Regions from separate parts of the Homo sapiens genome. Here region 2 is linked to region 1. The links are chromatin loops, found by intact Hi-C in ENCODE. Cell type or tissue: spleen. All regions are shown on one strand. Region 1 overlaps ANKS1A (ankyrin repeat and sterile alpha motif domain containing 1A). Region 2 overlaps ANKS1A (ankyrin repeat and sterile alpha motif domain containing 1A).

Region 1 (8,000 bases):
GTAGAAAAATTTGAAAATAGGCCAGGTGCGGTGGCTCACGCCTGTAATCTTAGCACTTTGGGAGGCTGAGGCGAGTGGATCACCTGAGGTCAGGAGTTCAAGACCAGCCTGGCCAACATGGTGAAACTACATCTCTACTAAAAATACAAAAATTAGCTGGCTGTGGTAGTGCCCGCCAGTAATTCCAGCTACACAGGAGGCCGAGGCAGGAGAAATCGCTTGAACTGGGGGCGGAGCAGAGGTTGCAGTGAGCCGAGATTTCGCCACTGCACTCCAGCCTGGGGGAAAGGGCGAAACTCCGTCTCAAAAAAAAAAAAAAAAAAAAATTGAAAATGAAGTACAAAGAAAAATGTAAAAGCTACCCATAAGTCTATCACCTCAGGGGGAAACATAAGGCCACTGTTCGGTGTTATCTTCCTAAGTTAATTAATTTTCTTAAAAAAGGAAGATTGGGATCACTTCTACCATTTTGGTGTATTTTTCTGAGCTATATATTAGGAAAAAAAACTTCAGCAAAATTGGGATTATAGGCTGAATGCAGACAGTTTTTCTTTTTTTTCCCCACCACTTGCCACCTGTTTCTTTAACCTGCCTCTTTTAACATGCCCATCTACTGCATGTGAATATCCCCCATGACATTTCACTGTATTTATCAACACCTGTGGCGACGGCACCAACTCAAGCACGCCCGTCACTCACCCTGCCACTGGGCACTCGGGCTTCTCCGGCCTTTGCTAATGCTGGCCGGCCGCTACTACAGGTGGTTTATGCAGTCCCCAGAACATGTTACTCAGCACGTTCGTCTGGGGTGCAGGTGACTAAACACACAACAGGTTTCTGGTCTCAGCCAGGACCAACTTCTGAGGCTGGGGCTATAATGGCCATGGTGCATGGGCCCAGAGAGGAGGGGGAGCACATGTTTCCTCCCAGTCCCAGGGCATCTGCTGTGGGGCTGGCCCGGGGGTGGGGGCAGGAAGAACCATCGGGAGAGGGGACAGAAAGCAAAGAGGAGGGGACAGGGCTCTCTAATACTCACCACTATGGCCCCAATTCTTAATAATGATGGGAAATAGAAGCCATGCTCCCTGAGGCCTGCGTGCAGTCACCCACCTGGGGCGAGGGCTTTCCCAGTACCAGCTACTATGCAAAGCAGCTGTGGTAGAAAGGGGTTCCAATCCCGGTTCAGCTGCTCAAGGTTCTTAAGAAAGCAGGACCTGCTAAACAAGAGTGGAACCGCCTGCCTCACAGGGTTTGCTACCCAGCATCAGCCTGAGGGCAGGAATCAGGCGCTCAGTGGCTGTTTTGTTCATCTGCTCTGCCAGGACTCTGCAACAGAATTTCCCAAAGTAGCCCCACATTGACATCCTACCCTCAACTAACAGCTGGCAGAAGGAGCAGGAACCACTTGGCCTGACCCACCCACAGCTCTCTGCTTTCCTATCCCATACCCCAGCCACCCCTGGCCTCACCTCAAGGGATAAAACTCAGTGGTGACAGCCACCAGGAAGAGTCAAGTGTTACCAGTTCCTAAGGCCTCTGCAGGTGACTTCTGAGGCCCTTGTTATCTGTCACGTCATGGGAAGGGCTCTCAAGGATGGATATGACAGCACATGGGTTTGGGAAACTCTTCCCAGTTTCATGAAAGCACCCCCCCACTCTGACCCCTGTTCTCCCAAGCAGGTCCTTGGTGCCCCCATTCTCTCTGTGGGCAGACATGGCAGCCTTCCCACTCATCTCCTGCCTGCCATCCTGAAACACCTTCCTCTTTGAGGTCTTGGCTGAGGTCAAGGTGCCACAGTCACCCCCAAATCAGCCGTGTAGATCTGCTGGGACCAAGTGAGTCTGGAGTCAGAGGCTTGGTCCCAAGACCACCCAAAGCAGCTTTAACTCATGGATCTGAGGACAAGACTGAGACAAAACCAACCTCTGCAGCCTGCAGAGAAAGACTGCTGCCCACTGCCTTTTTCAGAAAAACACCACCTTCCCACCTTGCGTCCTTACATGCGGTTTTGCTCTCTGACACGATGTCACCACACATAACACTGTGTCCTCTTCGGAGTTTATGCCTCATGAAGTAAGTAGGTCAAATGAAGGCCCGCGTGACAGACGACGAACAGGGAGGAAGGGTAACCTGCCGAAAGTCACACAGGGCGGGGACCTGGAGGGGAACCCAGCTCTCCTGACTCCTGGTCCAGTTCCCTTTGCCACTAAGTAGACTCTTGAGTTCTCCTGAGCTTCCCCCATCCAGTTTACTTAACTAACCCGGAGCTTCATAGAGAGCAGGGTGGGGAGGAGGCGGGTAGAAGCAACGGGCCAGGCAGTGGTGGTGGCTGCACAGGCCCAGAAGAACCTGGGGGGCCTGAGCCAGTGCACAGAGCCGAACTGCATCTCATTCCTTGCCAGCTCCTTTCTCAGCCTATGGTTGAATGGCTCCCAACATGCAGTGGGTGGACGTCTGACCTGGACCAGCCCAGGGGTGATGCACTCACCCAGCCTGATGGGCCCCAGTGCCAGGCTCCAACCTTGTGAGGGCACATGAGCATGAGCCCCAGGGGCTGCATCTTCCTGGGAAGGGAAGATTGGGAGGTGGAAGCACCACTCCAGGTCCAGGGACGTGGCTGCCAGTCCCAGCTCCACGCCACCTGAGGGGTGACAGTGGGCACATTACCGTACTGAGAGCCCGCAATGCGGGGTTTGGCTGAGTGAGTACCTAGACATTCGAGGTGCCAGGAAAGACGCCTCTGCTGCTGCTCACAACGAGGCCAGCAATCAGGAGCGACGGAAGAGGATCTGTCAGCCAGTCCAACTCCACTTTAAAGAGCAGTTGGTCAAATTAGCAGGCATGAAAACAGGCATTCAGAATGTTCCCAGAGTTCCTTCTACTGTAAAGGGGACTGGAGAAGGCCAGAGCAGTACCTGGGGCAGTCAGAGGAGGGCTCCTGAGTGATTCCAGCTGGTCACCTGGAATGCCTGCGCTGCAGTCAGGCAGTGAAAGGGAGGGGGGGCAAGAGGTGCACTCGCTGGAAATAGGCCCCAAATGAGCCTGTCCCTTGTCTCACTTGCTAAAAGGGCTGCCCTTGGTCAGGCTCCCGAGACCAAGGGAGAGTCTGGCAGAGATGGTGAGGCCCTGGTGCAGCATCAACTCCTGGGATAGCGAGGAATTACATTCTTCCTCCTTGGATAGCAAGGAATTACATTCTTCCTCCTGGGATACCGAGGAATTACATTCTTAAGTGACTACAGAATTTAGCTAGTCCAGGAGGCTGGATCCACACTTGTCTAAGAGGATTCCTTTCCTTTCCAAGCCTCAGCTCCACTGATCCTCCTGTTTAAGGCTCTGCTTCAACTGGGCAGAAAACTCCAAGACAGCAGTCAGCTCATGGAGTGCTGTGCAGGGAGATGGGACGGGGGTGGAGGTGGGGGCTGGGGAGAGGGCCTCTTGGCCATGACCATTCTGATAATGGTGCCCAGTGGCAGCTCGCTTAGGCTGGCAGTGGCCTCTTGGGCCTGGGGCAGAAGAAGGCAAAAGGAGGGATGTCATAGGAGGTGATGACAAGCCCCACTGTTCACGTGAAGCTGGTTTAGAGGGCTGGAGAGTGAGGAGCAAATCCAGGGGACAGGAACAGGAAGGGAGCCTCAGGGGCTTGGGGACCTGGTTGGAAAGTTTCAAAGAAGCCAGTAGAAGAACCTCTTGGCCCCAGCTTATGCCTTTGGCCTCTCTTTATCTGTCATTTCTCTCCAACACGTAGGAACAAGCTGGCACCACCTCAGAAACACACAGGAAGACAGCGGGGGCCTATCTGCCACGTAGCAGGAGCCTGCAGAGAAAGAAATTGACGGGAGGAGCAGGCGGCCTCCCATCCGGCCTGGCCGACTCAGTATCCATTTCTAACCCTTCCTGAGCCTGCTGCCAGCCTCATTTCCATCTTCCATTTGTCCACTGCCCCGAGCCATGACTGCCTGCCACACGTGGGCTCTCAGCTGTGCCCTGGATGTCTAAGGTATGCCTCACTCAAGGGGCTTTTTGCCTGGTGTGGGGCACTAGCAGAGACCATCCCCCCATGCCCAGGGCTCAGAGACCTTGGGACTCTCCCACACGTGGCTTTCGAGAGCCCTGAGGTCAGGCCCAGCCATCTCTCCCGCCTGGTCAGGGCCCTGCCCGTCACTGCCCCCCAGCAGCCTCCTCCCTCACCAGAGACAGGTTGGCCCCTCTCAGCAGGCCTTTCCTGTCTCTGTGATCTTTCCAAGTCCCACCATCTCTACGAAACCCCTGGGACAGACAGCAGAACCCAGAGGTTCGAGGTTGGACTTGGCTCTGCCACTTGGGCAGCAGCAGCATCTCTGCCATCCAGGCCTCCTCCTCTGCTGGCGGTGCTTGCCAGCCTCCGCTGCACTTGACACTGGCTGCTCTTTTATGTGCTTTGTTTTCCCAGCTGGACCATCAAGTTCCTTAAGACACCTACGTTATTTGCTTTTCTGATTTCACATCTATTCATGGTGGGAAATGGAGAAAAACGATTACACTCCAAAGAGGAAAATGAAGCCCCCGGAGTCCTCCTGAGATAGCCACTGAAAACATCTTGGCTCACTCCCTTGCACCTCCTATGCATACATGTTTTCTTTTTCAGAAATTAAGATCATATTGTGAATTTCTGTGTCAGTTTCTTCACTCAGCACTACAAGGGGGACATTCCCCACATTAGCAATTCTTCAAAAATGTGGTTTTTTAAATATCTACTTAGCACTCCAGCATCAGGACCACCATCGTTTATTCAATCAACACTTCTGTGAAGGGCGTCAGGCTGAGTGAAGGGCATCAGACCTGCGCTAGCACGCCCGGAGCTACAAATTTGCCAACCACCAATTACCTTCCTTCCGTGCTGATTAAATGCATTTCCTCCCTTCTCCTAAGAAAGCCCATTTCCTGTGGATAAGATTTGTGGTGAAAATGGAACCAGCTACGATGCAGGTGCAGTGTGGTGGGCTCGTGGGCTGGCTGGCTGGCAGATGTGTGAGCCACGTTTCCCTCTCTCCCTGCGTCTGGTGTCAGTTCCACCATCCTAGGGAGCACCTGGCAGCCCCCACTGCCCTGGCCCTGCCCCTCTAAATCAAAGGCCCTTTCTGTCTGTAAGCAAGACAGTGTGGATAAAGTTCAAGTTGCCTGCCTGTCCAGCTCAATCACCACATCACAAGAGGAGAATAAGAGGGCATGGCACCTGGAGCCTGGGGCAGAGGTCTTCAATTTTCTGAAGGGCTTAAACATGTTCTGTGTGGTCCCAAAACGTAAACCTGGGACCAAGAGACAGAAGCCACAGGAAACAGATTTTGACTCAATATAAAGAATGCTCTACATCAGCCAGTACAATGCAAAGAATGAATGGGTAACCTCCTTACAAGGTAGTGAATTCCTTGTCACTAAAAAACCATCATGGCAGAGACTACTTGGAAGGGATTCGGGCAGAGAGGGCGATCAGACCACATGGCGTTACAGTCCCTTCCACTCTGAGAGGGAGCTGTGTGATGTGCACAAATGCCCTGTACTTCTCCTATGACAACTCGCAGGGCCCTATCACAGGGAGATCCCACAGCAACACCATGACTGTCAAACAGCCTCAGTTTCCAGACGCTCCTCAGACATGTCCAGCCTGGCTTCCTGGAAGCTACTTCTGCATCTTGTAGAAGAGTCTCCAGGGCATTTCAGAACCAAGGGAAACATTGTAGCCTATTGGAAACCTAACCACATGGGATCCACTGTAGCTAATGCAATGTAAGTTATCCACATGCAATGAGGGAATATTTCAATAACAGAAACGCTCCCCTTCCCAAGTTGCCTTCTTTTTTTAGGCTGTTAAAACATAATTTGCCTGACAGCCCACCTGGCCATTCACACGTGGTTACCCAGGATGCTGTGCACAGCAGGCCACTCTAGGTATCTGAGGTCCCGGCTCACCCGAGGGGTGCTCGACGTTCCTTCTTGTATAGACTCCACCTGCCAGCACTGAGAGCCCCTGGAAGGACTGAGCTGCAGGCCGCCCTCAATGAGGGTCCTTCTAGCATAGGAACAGACGCATCTTACAGAGGCCCTGCCCTGTGCATGAAGCTTTGGCCCAAGGCCACACTTCTCCAAAGGCCTGCTCAGCTGCTCTCTGCTCCAGTCCTACGGAGTCTCGGGCTATTTGAGGGGTAGGAATCCTGTTCTTTCCAAAATCAGCAGAAGGAGAGGTGGGAAGCAACAGCTCAGCCTCTAGCATCTTGAAGTACAGGGAGGGAACACCCTAAGACCACCCTCACTTGCCCATCTGACGGCCAGCCTGAGGAAGGGGTGAGTTGAGAGAAGGAAGGCCCCTCAACACTCCGAGCCAGGGGCCAACCTGGGTCCCCACGCATTGCCTGAGCCCCCTCTCCACCCCGAGTTTGTCATCCTTCCCCGAGGAACGTGGTGAGTCAGGAGTTAGGTCATAAGAACCATAAATACATTCAGTTTAACTTTTAAAAAGAAAAAAAATTGCTATTTTAAAACTTAAGATTTCTAAAAGCTGAAAATTAACTGTCCCAAAGCTGGCTTGGAAAGGGTGCATTGTTGCACACCACAGTATCTTTTGCCCTGGAGTTGGAGATGGCTCTGGGTGAGGTGGGTCCCTCCTGGAAGCCTCAGGCCAGCTCCCTGGGCAGGCCACTATTCAGGAGGCACCAAACACAACCCGATCAGCGAGAAACCCTCAGAAGCCCCCATTAGAGAACAGAGTGCAGGTGGTGCGAGCTGCATGCTGACTCTGACCCCAGCCCTCAACTGAGGCAGCGGAGCAAGGCGGGCACAGGTGAGAGAGATCCCCTCGGAGCGGGTGGGTCTAACTCAAACCAAGATGACTCAGGCTAGAAGGTGACATAAAGCACATAGGTGGCCACGCCCCCATCCCTGTATCCACAGAGAAGAAAGAGGCTGTGCAGCAGAGTGGCTGGAGCCTGATCTCCAGATCCAGAGCACTGGACACACATTTCCACCCTGCCAATGACTGACAGTGTGACCCTGAGCAAGGGACCTACCTCATTTCCTTCATCTGGGCAATGGATTAATACGAGTCCACATCCCAGGGCTGCTGGGAAGATTCAATGAGCTAATTCACGCAAACCACTAAGAACGGCGCCAAGCACACAGTAAGCGCTAGTGAGAAGTGTCAGCGACCATGATCACTAACTTTGGCTCAAATGCCTGCTCCTGGAAGCAGGCCCGGCGCATGCAGATGCCTCTAGAAGGGCTTCCAAGAGAGGGACAGTGACAGGTACCCTGATCAGAGCTACTTTCTGAAATGACAGAGTGTGCACCAGATCCTGAGCCCAGGGTCCTAAATGGGTCCCTATTCTGCAGGGATCCAGAGGAAACACCCTGGTTTCTCTTTTTATTTTTGGCCCTTTGTGTTTTGTGAGAGAGCTTCTCAAAGAAGCAACCAATCCTCCAGGCCATCAACTCAGCCTTTCCTCTGGGCCATCTCTGAGGCCACGGGTATATAAGGCTGTGTAACTCTGGACTCTACCCCAGGCACTGGGCCTTGGCTGGGCAGGGAAGGGGTCTTTCTGCTGGAGGCAAGGCTCCTTGCTTCAGTGACAACTCACTTGACACCAAGTTTTGAGAAATAAATAAAACTCCTCGTACCCAGCCTTGATGGGATACACAGCCAGGGAGGGGACACAGGGCTGAATCAGGGACCCTCCTTCTTGGGAAGCAGATCTGCAAAGAGAGCTCCCTCTGGAGCCGTTTCTGGGGCAGAGGGAGAGGGACAGTTTGGGAAGAAGGCACATACCACCTGGCTGACTTCCTGGTGTCTGAGTGACCTCAGTGAGCTTTCCCTGGGATTTGGGTCTACGTACTGTTGCAGACTCCTGTGGGGCCAGAGGGGAGGCCAGGGAGGCCTGTTTCCACTGAGCAGCACCCTGCCATTGAGGAGGCCTGCAGCCACTTACCAGGAAGTGGACATCGTCAAAGCCATTCAGAAGCAACTTGC
Region 2 (8,000 bases), 50 kb after region 1:
CGGCCAGCCTGGCCAGCCCAGCTCCCTGTGACGTCATGTCGGCCTTACCTCATCCCACTCCGAGGCGAAGGAGGGTGACTTCTCTAGCCTTTTCTTCCCAATGCTGCAGTTGGATAAGGACTCACTCCGACTCCCCATGGTAGCGTCCTCTGTGGGTGAGCAGGTCAGGAGATCAGAGTCAGACTTGGACAAGCTGCGGCTGAGTTTGAGTTCAGCTTTGGGTTTGCTAGTGGGAGGCGCTCGGCTCCTGGCCCCACTCCGGTCTCCTTCCTCAGCACCACCAGGGTGCGGAGATGCTGTGTGAGTCAAAGTTTCAGGGTGCGAGCGGCTGTTGGTGGTGGGCAGGCCTGTGAGGTAGCCCACTCTCTTGCTCTGGTCCAGGGCACTGGGCTGGGAGGCTCCAGGAGCATGCACACCCGTCTCCTCCAGCTGCATGCTGGCCTTGTGGCAGGCGCCCTGCTGGGGGGACCCGTCTGGATGGCTCTGGCCAGCGGTACAGAGCAGCTGGAAAGGGTCCTGCCCCACCTCGCACACCGGGGAGGAGCCGTGGAGGAGGCCTGAGAACTGCTCTGGGACCTGCCCGTCCTGCCCCTCCGCAGAGTCCTGGCTCCGGCTGCTGCTGCTCCGCCTGTGGTCTTGGAGTGGACGGAGAGACAGAGAAATAAAAAATTAAACGTGGCAAAAATCAACAAAGTTCCAATGCAGCAAGCATATGGCAAAGCAGAGGAATTCACAGAGAAACAGAGAGAGAAACTGGATAGGCTGGGGAGGGGGAGAGGAGAGAAGAAGAGAGAGGAAGGAAGACAGTTTTCATATTGTTCTTAATGTTCAATTTGTACCCAAAGTCAGAGCATTTATGAAATTCCAAACACTGGCCTGATTAATGCTATCTGGCAGCCTTCCCTGTTGTTAGATTTCTGTTAACATTAACGACCAGACCTTGCTATATAAGGCGAGAAGAGTGTTAAGTATAACCTAGAGAAAGGACACAAGTCAGGACAGAGTGAGTGAACATGAAGCAAAAGTAAGAGCACCAGTGAGCAAGCGCGAGCAGGGAGACCCACTCCTGGAACATCTGATACATTTCCATAAAGGCCAAAGTGTTATTTAAAGGCCACCCGCCCTCCCTTCCTCTGGCAAGCAGCAACAGAAAAAAAAAAAAAAAAAAAAAAGAGGTCATGATCCACAACCTGCAACTTCTGGAATTCCTTAACAGAAACAAAACGGCAGAGAAATAACTGCTTCCTTCCTCGGAGGGGGCCATTCCGAGTTCCACGCCTCATCCTTCCTTCCTCAGGGAGCACAGACTTTTCTTTCTCTCTCTCTTTTTTTTTTTTTTTTTTGAGAATGTGCACATCTTGCTTCTTCCAAAATCTCCCAGCTGCTCATATTTGTTTAAGTTTAACCTTAGTTGATCCACTGAAAACAAAATGGTCTAATTTGTCAATGCCAGGAGACATTTGCAGTTCTCTCGAGACTTCCCTAACATCCTAGAAATCTGACACTACTAGCTCATGAGGCCAGCTACTACTGTACACTCAAATACCTCGCCCTGAAGTAGCATAAATAATTGGCCAAATCAGAATCTAACATCAGCACTACACTGGCACACCCAGGGGCTTTCCTTGCATGAACTCAGCCCCATTAAAGATTTTAACCCACATCATCAGAGTAAATAACACTATGTCCAGCACTAGCTCACATTCCATAATATTCAACTTAACCTTCTCTATAAGTGGGATCTATTGCACCTATACCAAACAATTCCCTAGTTTGCTCAAAACTCTCAAGAACTATTCATGAGCTCAGAGAATCTTAGAACCAAAAGGGTCAACTATGTTTACAGATGAGGAGTCTTAGTGGTTACCCCAGGTGGTGCAGGAGAAGACTTCAACCTAGAAGCCTGAAGATCTGGCTCTGGTCCTGGCTGAGCTGTTCTCTAGCTGTGTGGCCTTGGCAGTGATTTCATCTTATTGGGCCTCAGCGTCTAAAGTGACTGGGCTGGGCTGCATGATACTTAAAAATCCCTTTAATGTCATGATAGTGATGAGAATCCAGGTCTCCACCATGTCATGATGGCACACTTCTCCCCCTTAGGGATGTGAGATGCCTGCCTGGGTACCTCTCCTGTTGCTGTCTACACAGCACCCACTCTCCCTCATCAGCATGCCTGAAGGCCCAAAGCCCCTTCTTGAGGTTCAGTTCTGCAACTGGAGAGGGTAGCCAGGTGAGGAGGGGTGCAAAATGAGCAGTGCTTTATAAACACAATGTACTAAAACACAGTCTCCAATGCCCAAGCATGACGCTACTCTCCTGCAACAGTGGTTTTTTCAAAACAGCCTTTAAGAAATGTCTCAACAACCAGCTCTCACAGTGAGCCCAACTCGCTGAGGTCTGAGCAGGGATACAGTTCTCCCATCGCCCCCTCTCCCCTCCCAGCTCCAGAAGAGCAGTTCAGTCTCCACAGTCTGTTCAGCTTTTCACGAGTCTAGAGAAGTGGCCAGGGGCAGCCAATTAGCTCCACTTTATGGCTCTGATTACTTATCCACAGGAGCACAGAAGCACCAACTTTGGCATCTCTCTCCTCTACACTTCTTTATTTTTTTTTTGAGACCAAGTCTTGCTCTGTTGCCCAGGCTGGAATGCAGTTGCACACTCTTGGCTCACTGCAACCTCTGCCTCCTGGGTTCAAGCGATTCTCCCATCTCAGCCTCCTGAGTGGCTGGGAGTACAGGTGTGTGCCACCACGCCCAGCTAATTTTATTGTATTTTTAGTAGAGACGGGGTTTTGCCATGTTGGCCAGGCTGGTCTCAAACTCCTCGCCTCAAGTGATCTGCCTGCCTTGGCCTCCCAAAGTGCTGGATTATAGGCGTGAGCCACTGTGTTGGGCCCCTCCTCTACACTTGACCACTTTGGGACTTTCAAACTTGACCACTTTGGGACTTTCACACCTCAACTCAACTTAAAGGTCAGGTCCTGAGCAATGAACAAACCCTGAAAAACTTGAATCCTTTCTCTAGGGAAGAAGGAATGCTGATTACATAAGAGTTTCATATAGCTTAACCAAGGCCCCAGGAAGCCACGACTCATGGCTACGAATATTACATATAACAACTGGCAGCCAGAACAAAGCTACCCAGTGATGTTGCATGGTGGGGCTACAGTGAGGATGACACATGACCATTTAATGTGGTTCAGGTCAATAGTACTTCCTAGGAGAAGCTGATGGGGAGAGTTAATCAGGCTGTAAAATTTGCCATCTCTGGGACCACATTCTAATAGCCGACTTCCTACAGATCCTGGCCCAAGGTACAATGTCCCTCTGACTATATTTGAATGCAAGATGACTTTGGTAAAAGGAGCACAGGCTTCTACTGCTTTGTATCAACTTCCAGCTTCATATTTAACAACTGGGAGCTAAGGCACCAACAATGAAAGGAAACACCACAGCTCAGAACTGGGGGCCAGCCTGGCTCACACTGCCTGGGTGGACCTCAGAACCCAGGCCACAGAGAATGTTCTAACTGCTGCTGTGGGAGCCAACAATGCAGGCCCTGTGAAACAGCCACCCATTCATGCTAGCTATCAATGATGAAAGAGAGACAGATGCCAAGGGCTCAATACCAGACACATGCCAAGGGGAAGGAAGTGGGTAGAAGGAAAGAATGGAAACTTACGGAGGAAGGAAATATGTGGAGGAAGAATCTCTGAGGGTCATAATCCTATTAGAGAAACCACAATCCACCAATATTTTGTGGAATATAAGAAATGATGGAAAGAAATTCTTATAATCATATGACTTAGCCAGGCAATTCCTAAGAAAGACACTTTGGTATCTGAAAAGCTTGCCGAGATCCAAGACCCTAAGGCTGGTGTTCTTGTTCCCATTAAAAACTACATCCAAGGCCAAGATGAGTTTTTTTTGGCAGATCAATGGGTGGGAAAAGAATTACTCAATGGTTTCTTCCTTCTGCAAAGTAAGGATAATATAAGGTCTCTTAGGGACAAGGTGCTAACAATAGAATATACTGATCAAGAAGCAGTTTTTAAGCAAATCACTTCTTTGTGCAATTCTGGGATCTTAATTGGGGGATTGTTGCGGTAATTAAATTATACGTGTAATGCATTAAGAACCGTGTCTAGCACATGCCACGCTCTCAATAGATGTTGAAATTGTTATTATCCTCCACACAGGGTCCGTTACAACACACTTTGCTCACAGATGAGACCAACTACTTCTCCGTTCCTCACAGGTCTGTCACAAGGATCATCAAAGATAAGGTACATGAAAGTACTCTGTAAGATATAAAGCACTTCACAAGCATTCATTACCTTCACCATCCTTATAACTCTGAACAGCAGAAGGAAGGGACAGAAGGTAATATGGTGAGAGGGCTGAAGTGAGAAACTCTGAGACAGGCCCCAGAACTGTCACTGTAACCACTCATCCCATGGACAAATGTATGAAGTGTCTGTCCTCAGGAGGCACCCAGGTGGATATGAGGATAAAGAGGCCGGGTGTGGTGGCTCACGCCTGTAATCCCAACGCTTTGGGAGCCTGTGGTGGGAGGATTGCTTGAGCTCAGGAGTTCAAGATCAGCTTGGGCAACATGGCGAGACCTCATCTCTATAAACAATTTAAAAATTAGCTGGGTGTGGTGGTGCACACCTGCTGTCCCAGCTACTTGGGAGGTTGAGATGGGAGGATAATTTGAGTCCAGGAATTCAAGGCTGCAGTGAGCTGTGATCATGCCACTGCACTCCAGCCTGGGAGACACAGCGAGACCTTGTCTCACCAAAAAATAAAAAATAAAAAAAATAAAGACACCAAGTCTGCCTCAATAGATGCTTTAAGACAGGCATAAATCATATGCTTGGCAGACAAAAAGGAAAGCCTGATTACTTCGAACCAGAAGGCTTCTCAGAAGAGGTAGCTTTCGAGCTGAGCACTGAAGGAGAAATAAGACCTTGTCAGGCTTACAGAGAAGTAAAAATACATTAGAAAAGGCAGAGAAGGGCCAGGTGTGGCAGTACATGCCTGTAATCCCAGCACTTTGGGAGGCTGAGAGAGGAGGATCACTTGAGCTCAGGAGTTAGAGACCACCCTGGGCAACAAACCTCACGCCCAGGGACTAGTGAAGTTGCAGAAGAGACCCTTAGGCCTTTCTCCTACACTACTTCCCATGTTCCCCGAGCTCTGCCCTCCCCACAGTCTGCCCTTCTAGGAGAGAAACAAGGAGATAGTGGCACACAGGGAGGGAGGCCTGTTTCTTATGCTACCCATACATCGAGGCCAGCTGTTCTACTCAATATGGCACACCAGCATGCTAATTCCCAATCCCATCAACTTGTGATCCTCATTCATTTTCCTTATACCCTGTGAGCTACTGAAGCAAGGGGTCTTCTGTGCTGCATTTTAATTACTACGATGAGCTATGGGATCTCAAGGGCTTTTGAATAATAACACTTCAACATTTACACATTTTCATTCACCTCTGCCCACTTAAATTAAGGCTAAAGAATGCAGCTCATGTGAGGAGTTGCTAATTCAAATCTCCCCTCAGGCCCAGAGAAGAAGGCTGGGGGACCCAGTGTCTCATATTGTTTTGTGTTCTCCGTATCATTAGGATTGGAATCCTCCAGCTGCCTAGTCACTATAGTGAGCATCAAAAACCATGGGTGTGCAGGAGAACTCCCAAGTACATGGCTGCTTTCAGAGGGTCACCAGGCTCTTCCTGGAAGGAAGGTCCTGACCAAGTTATTCAGACACTTGCTGAAGACTGCAATTTGATAAGACAAATAGACTGAGAGTTCATTTTGGTCCACGGCAACCTGAGAAATAGAATAAGAGCTAGACAGGGATTCAAGAAGCCCATGTTTTAGTTCCAGCCCCGTGACTTTTCCTCTCTAGGTCTCTTTCAAAAAATGAATGCCTGGGATGCATTCTCCAGGGCTTTGGGATTTAGGCTAGTTTGAATCTGTGATTAAAGGACCTCTCTATAGTCCCTACCAGTTCTATGATGTTAAGAACATGAATAGCAGAAAGGCTTTTGATGAAATGGTTTTAGCCTCATGGTTAAAAGTACAGGCTTTGGATTCAGTCACACTAGGGTTTAAGTCTCAGCTCCAATACCTAACCTTTTCTTCCTCAGCTCTGAAACAGGGACAAAAATAGCCCCTACCCTGAAGATCTGTCACAAGATATACAATGACATAATCAACATAAAGGAAATCAGCATGGCAGCTGGCCCGTGGGAAGCATTCAGTAAATGATAGCTGCTATCATTATCACCATTTTTCATTTACAGTCATTTCTGAACTCTTAGCTCATCATGCTAACACTGCACAGAGAGGCTGGTTTCCCTTCTCCTGACTCTGCAAAGGAGACTGATTTATTCTGAGTAGCCCTTTTAAAGAGGCAGAATAAAACTCAAATGCCAGGGAAGGCCAGTATTCTTATAAGTTTGGTTTGGGATTACATGTAATAGCACAGTGGAGAATCTTCAGATTAGGAGCCATCTGTACTCACCTTGGGGCCCATAGGTATAGCCCAGCTTTGGGACTTCGGACTGTTTCACATTGACTTGGTCTTGATTACCTCATTACATCTCCCCCTTCTTCTTGAACTCCTAAAGCGTCTGTTCTCTACCTGTCATTGGACCTCTGACCTCTGGCCCCCAAACTTCCCTAGTTTTCAATATACCAGCTTTGCCTGGATCAGCTTCCAACCAGCCACGATTTCTAACCATGCCTAATTTAATAGCATATTTGCTGTCTTTGCTCCCCTTGATCTTCTGCCAGTTCTTGTAGTGGGTATTCATAGCCATTTGCTTTCTCTTCTCCAGTTGCTGGAATGTTGAGCCCTTTTAAATACTCAAGAAACAACTGACTTGAGTCCTCTACCAATTCACCTAACTCAGCTGGCTTCCAACAGCTACTACTTATTGAGTACTACTCCTTCTGTGCCAGACACTATGCCAAGCATTTTCTTTTTAATATTCACAACAACCATGAGGTAAGAATTAGTATCCCTTCTACATGTAGAAACTGAGGCTTAAAGAAGTTAAATGATTCCCTAAATAATAGTCACCATCCAGTAAGTGCTAGAGCAATAATTCAAATGCCAGCTTGATTACCAGGCTCAGTGAGCTTTTCATTCATCTCTTGAAAACTATGTAAGATCGATTTCCTCATCTCTTCTGCTCTCTTTAAGCCATCATCTTTACCCACAGCACCTGCACTTTTTGGAGGACAATCACACCAATTTCCCGAGAAGACAGATCAAACTTTTTTAATGACTACTCTCAACACCATGTAAAAATTGGGGGGTAATTTCATCACTTCTCTCCTACCTTAGAAATTAGACCCCATTTAGGCTTTACCAATGGCCTTCTAACTGCCTAACCCTTTTTCTAGTTTTCATCCTTCTAGCTCTTTCTAGATCAATGGATACTGTTTGTCCATTGCCCCCAGTACTCACTCTCCCCTTCCTTCCTTGGTTATGGGACTTTTAGACAGGTTCACAGCCACCTAGAATAAAGACAATTATTTCCCACCTCCTTTGTAGCAAGGTGTAAACACATGACCAAGTTCTGGCCAGTGGGTTATAAGTGAAAGTGGCATGTGTAACTTTTGGGAACTATCTTTAAAGTGCCATTCTCCCCTTTCTTCCTTCCCATGCTGATGCCTTGAACTTGGATAGCCATCTTGAACCATGAGATGGCAGAAAGGGACTGGGTCCTTAATGGTCATGAACTGTTGTTGAGCCCAGCACTCTTTACTTCTATCTTGTTCAACCAGAGTTATTGAGGGTTTTCTGTCACATTCAGCCTTAGCTCCTAAGATATTGCATTATCCCAGTTATCTTCCTATGTTTCTTTCCCCTTGTGCCTCTAAACATAAGCTCTACTCTTTAAAAAAAAAATTATTATTATTATTTTGGAGATAGGGTCTCACTCTGTCGCCCAGGCTGGAGTTCAGCAGGCTTGACCTCCTGGGC

What was found. A loop is a pair of places that touch in the nucleus more often than their neighbours do. Peaks named below come from ENCODE experiments on the same cell type or tissue, not always from the same donor. Only the 100,000 strongest peaks of a DNase experiment are listed, where the experiment ranks them.
Region 2: it touches region 1 in a loop (2.2-fold over the local background); 30 of 110 quality-filtered maps call a loop at or near these places.

Annotation. Positions count from the first base shown.
Region 1 is chr6:35,060,213-35,068,212 of GRCh38, reverse strand. It overlaps ANKS1A (ankyrin repeat and sterile alpha motif domain containing 1A), which reads right to left. Exons shown (of 24, transcript NM_015245.3): 13 at 7,960-8,000. Among named protein-coding and RNA genes, the nearest start is that of TCP11, 77 kb to the left of the region's middle. In spleen, no CTCF peak of the experiment used is centred here; no DNase peak of the experiment used is centred here; H3K27ac peaks cover 1,671 bases.
Region 2 is chr6:35,010,108-35,018,107 of GRCh38, reverse strand. It overlaps ANKS1A (ankyrin repeat and sterile alpha motif domain containing 1A), which reads right to left. Exons shown (of 24, transcript NM_015245.3): 11 at 49-635. Among named protein-coding and RNA genes, the nearest start is that of ANKS1A, 120 kb to the right of the region's middle. RefSeq lists an enhancer at 1-430. In spleen, no CTCF peak of the experiment used is centred here; no DNase peak of the experiment used is centred here; H3K4me3 peaks cover 1,124 bases; H3K27ac peaks cover 3,049 bases.